2 separate regions of the Homo sapiens genome follow, and region 2 is linked to region 1. Evidence: read pairs that join two places in POLR2A ChIA-PET (ENCODE). Cell type or tissue: PC-3. All regions are shown on one strand.

Region 1 (2,500 bases):
CCAGTTCACCCAGGACCTGGACCACCAAACAGCTACTCAGCTGCTTAAGCTGCCCCACAAGTACAGACCAGAGACAAAGCAAGAGAAGAAGCAGAGGCTGTTGGCCCGGGCGGAGAAGAAAGCGCCGGCAAAGGGGACCTCCCCACTAAGAACACCTGTCCTTCAAGCAGGAGTTAACACCATCACCACCTTGGTGTAGAATAAGAAAGCTCAGTTGGTGGTGATTGCATACAACATGGATCCCATCGAGCTGGTTGTGTTCCTGCCTGCCCTGTGTCGTAAAATGGGGGTCCCTTACTGCAATATCAAGGGGAAGACAAGACTGGGACATCTAATCCACAGGAAGACCTGCACCACTGCTGCCTTCATACAGGTTAACTCAGAAGACAAAGGGGCTTTGGTTAAGCTGGTGGTAGCTATCAGAACCAATTACAACGACAGAGCCAATGAGATCCGTCATCACTGGGGAGGCAATGTCCTGGGTCCCAAGCCTGTGGCTTACATTGCCAAGCTCAAAAGGCAAAAGCTAAAGAACTTGCCACCAAACTGGGTTAAATGTACACTGTTGAGTTTTCTGTACATAAAAATAATACAAATTTCCCTTCAAAAAACATCTGAGGAATTAACTATGTCTGTGGCATAAAACTGAAAAAAACCGAGATCAGATACATAGTCTCTGTGAGTGAGTTCCAAGGGCTGACCAAAGGAACAAAAATTGGAAGGAAGGGAGGGGAGGGGAGGGGGAAAAAAGAAGGGAGGAAGGAAGGGGGAGGGAAAGCAGGGTGGGAGGGAGGGAAAGAAGAAAGGAAGGGGAATGAAAACGTGGGAGGGAGGAAATGATGGAGACACTGCATGGAACTAAAAATACATACTGATTTGTTCATAGTAGGAATATAAAAAACACTTGAAGAATTAAAAATACTTCATAAGTACACCTTCATAAGTACGATATATACACAAGGTATATATTGTCTCTGTCCTTTTTTTCTCTGTTAAACTTAAATCCCAGCTAACAGGCTATGTTCACAGCAGCCAAATACTGCATAATGAGGTCAGTGGATTTTTCTTTGAGACTGTTCCGCAAGTTTAAGCTCAGGTTGAGAGACACATTAGGCCTGGTGTACTCCTGTAATCATCATTGGCAGTGATTACTGTTTGGTAATCTAAGCTTCAACTGAATCCAACATTCTTGCCTCTGCTGAAAGATAATTCAGAGGTGAAAGATGAATTCCATAATGCTGACACAAACTGGTGGTATTCATCATAGTGCTTATTCACTGAATGCCCATTCTAGCTTGAATTATATGTCCACACACTCAGCAGAGCCACACCAATATTGTTTACTTAATTTTTTTAAGTCTCCATTTTAGGAGAAGAAAATCTAATGTCTCTTTAATCGTATATTTTGAATAATGTCTATTCTCCAGTAGTCACCTGAAAAACACACACACACACACACACACACACTTTTCCTGGACCTTTTTACAGCAGAATAATTTCTCAGCATTATTAATTATGTTTCTGCGTAAAAGACATTTAGGGACTTTTATCCTTTGTTTAATTAGTTATCAAAATAATCAGTCACACAGCTATTTAATAATGGGCCACTCTTAACAGACAGGTGAAACAGAGTGGTTGTGTTCAAAAAATATTTCTAGTTCACTAGTAACTTACTAACTCTCTCTCTCTTTTTTTTTTTTTTCTTCTTTGAGATGGAATCTCACTCTGCCACTCAGGTGCAGTGGTATGATCTCGGCTCACTCGCAACCTCCGCCTCCCAAGGTTCAAACAATCCTCCCACCTCGGCCTCTTGAGTATCTAGGACCACAGATGCACCTGGCTAATTTTTTTGTATTTTTGGTAGAGACAGGGTTTCACCATGCTGCCCAGGCTGGTCTCAAACTCCTGAGCTCAAGCAATCTTCCTGCCTCGGCCTCGCAAACTGCTGGGATTACAGGTGTGAGCCAAGCACCTGGCCCTTACTAACACTCTTAAAACTTGAGCTAATTTCTTTCCTTTCATGAGATTTTATGGTCTGACACTGCTGACTTATTACCTTTTCTTCCTTGAGAGTTTCCAAATACTAAAACAACAATCTGCTCAACAAACAGAAGAATTCGATAAATGTTGATTGACCATCTAGTACCTGCAAAGAGACCCTATGCTATCATATACAGAGTTATGAGATTCAGACAACATGCTTTACAAAAAAAAAAAAAAAAAAAAAAAAAACCTAAGGGATGGTTTCAGATTTTGCCTGTGTCTTAGTTTCAGTCATGTTTGGTATATATTGCCAAGTAGCTATATTTTATATCCCCAACTAGAATACAAGTTTTTGGAGATCATGCTCTATGTCTTACTGACTGCACAAGACAGTGCAACGCATATAAAATTGTCACCTACAAATGAAAGGATTCCAGTGAGGCTAAATGGTGATTAGCTGTGTAAAACCCCACTATTCCATACATTGTATGTGCTTACAATGTTAGCTTATCCTCCT
Region 2 (2,500 bases), 350 kb before region 1:
ATAGTAGTTTCTATGTGTACAAGAAGGGAGATTGGCTATACGAAAATTCTTTTGCCCCCGGGATGGGGTATGCTCTACATCCTCTCAGCTCTTGAGCAGTAGCCCTGGCTTGCTCCCCCATCTTTCCTACCTCTTCACAGAACATACCCATCACTGTCACTCTCTCCTTGAGAGGCTGGGACCAGGAAGATCGTGTGAGGCCAACCCACCACACCTGCTTCCCCTATCAGGTATAGTAAAGTGGACTGGCTTTCCTTTTTATTGGTTTCTTACTACAAATTTTCCTGTCATTTCCTATTTCGACCTCTTTTATCTAAGCCTGGAATGCAGTCAGCACATGTCATCCTTATTCAAATTTCGTACTTCAATATGAAATGATTGGGCTGTTGAATTCAGTCTTTCAGACATGTTCTTAACAGTACGTAGCCTACTAATACAGCTGAAAGCATTGGCGTCTAGCCCTGGACATCCAAAATGGAAGACTGCTTCCATTCAAGAGAAAGGAGACCACTCATTGCACAAAGAGTAGAGAACGACCCTGTTATACCTTATCTTGAATCTGAATTAACACTGAATTCTGCTTTTCACCATGACCTGAGTCTCATTTTGCAGGACTCAGGCTTTCAGACATGTACTGACACACTGTTTCTTTTTGTGAGTCTGTGCTTTGCTACACATGCAAGCACACACACACACCCCTACCTTCTCTACAATACCTGTATATTGAGTAAAAGAATACCAGTAATAAGTAGCCACAACATTTCTTAAGTGCATGTGAGTTTGTAAGGAACTTTACCTGTATCATCTCAACAAACCCTCAAAGTGACATAAGTATCCCCTTAAAAAAAGGAAGAATTCGTTCCTTAACAAGGTCAAATAACCTGCCAGTGTAACAAAGACATGTACCAAAAAAAGAGCTGGGAATGGGCATTTCAATATAAACCTGTGCTTTTGACTACCACAGTGCACTGCCAGTCAAGCTACGAGCAGAATTACTTGCAAATGGAAAGTATAGTGTAAAAGCACAAGGGAATCAACCTTTATTGAGGACCTACTATGCCTCTGATACTGTATTTAACATTGTATATGCTTCAAACAATTTAAGCCTGCAGGATCAGGTATTAAGAGTATTCATGTGCCCAATGCTCATAACATTTGTAATATATTAATAAGAGGATGTTTGGAGTTCATACTCATGATGAAGAATGCTGTGACTAATTTCAAAGCTGATGTTAGGATTAGAAAGTTTATTGGGTAGAAGGCTTTCTCTGCTCCTGTATTTCTTCCACATTGACCTCTGGGATTCTGTGCTAAGATTCAGTCACATGAGGCAGGCTTCCCCTTGTTATTTCTGTAATGAATGACTAAATTATGAATGTTTTTAGAATATGCCTCATCTCAACAACTAGTATATTGTCTAAAACTAAAATGAGCTCAAATAAATATTAGATAAATAAATGAGTGAATATGTATTTCTGGTAAGTATTAACATGTTCAATCCCAACACCTTTGTGCAAGTTTTTGTTAAATGGGTCCCTTGATTGCCTGTATCAAATTCATCTCACACACTTGTTAAAATCAATTCATCAGCACCTCCCAGACCTCTTGAATCAGTCTCTGAATTGAATCTCAAAGGCCTACCTTTTAATAAGGCGTAGCATATAAATTGTTTAAATTTATATGCTAGAAGCATATAAAATTTCCAAAGCATATAAAATTTGTGACCTGGACTGTGGAGCAAATCAACTTAGTAAACAAATTTTCTTTGGGAAATACAGGCCTGGGGTAAGGCTAGGGCCTCAAGCTTTTGGAAGAATATTTTAAAAGGGTAAAGGTGAGCTGGAAATTGAACTACATCAACATCTAACCTGTGCCCAAGCTGGTCAACAATTTGGAAATTAGTGAATTGCCTTGATTTATTCTTAATTCTTTTTCAACCCTAATTAACATTTATTTGACTTTTAAATTAATTGTAATTTTATTAAAGGAATAAATATAATTTAAAATATCAAATTGTGCTAATAGGCTTAGCAATAAAAACAGTCCCCTCTGCTTCCTTTCTTACATATCCTCCTCCCTGAAGGTAACCACTTTTAACTTTTTTAAATATTTGCTTAAGAATTTACCCTTATTTATCTAAAACTACATGTATTTACTCCCATATCATAATTCATCACATTTAGATTTTCTTTTTATCTGTGTTGATAAATTTTTATGTATTTTGATAAATGAGAATTTTAGCTCTCTTACACTCACTCTTCTCTACCATATGGCTATAACACAGTATCTTAATTATTAGATAAGGCAAATATTATTCATTGCTCAGTCAAGTGATACATACTATGGTTACACACCCTTTATCACACACCTTTTTTTCCTGGTGTTAAGAGTTCCATCATTTTTTTTAAATTCTATTTGTTTATTCACATCTCTAATTAAACCTCTTTTCATCTACCAAACTTTTTGAAATATGCCCCTTAATCGCTTTTGAACACGATTA

Evidence for each region. ChIA-PET counts read pairs that join two places held together with the same protein. Peaks named below come from ENCODE experiments on the same cell type or tissue, not always from the same donor. Only the 100,000 strongest peaks of a DNase experiment are listed, where the experiment ranks them.
Region 2: POLR2A ChIA-PET joins it to region 1 with 5 read pairs; 1 of 35 experiments calls an interaction of 5 or more read pairs at or near these places.

What each region holds. Positions count from the first base shown.
Region 1 is chr9:14,204,490-14,206,989 of GRCh38, forward strand. All of the region lies in intron 2 of NFIB (nuclear factor I B), which reads right to left. It also overlaps the pseudogene RPL7AP47. Among named protein-coding and RNA genes, the nearest start is that of NFIB, 110 kb to the right of the region's middle. RefSeq lists an enhancer at 1-498. In PC-3, no CTCF peak of the experiment used is centred here; a DNase peak (open chromatin) is centred at 1,222; H3K4me3 peaks cover 490 bases; H3K27ac peaks cover 1,187 bases.
Region 2 is chr9:13,856,483-13,858,982 of GRCh38, forward strand. The region is part of intron 7 of LOC101929507 (a long non-coding RNA gene); the gene reads right to left. Among named protein-coding and RNA genes, the nearest start is that of LINC00583, 70 kb to the right of the region's middle. In PC-3, no CTCF peak of the experiment used is centred here; a DNase peak (open chromatin) is centred at 1,249; H3K27ac peaks cover 1,311 bases.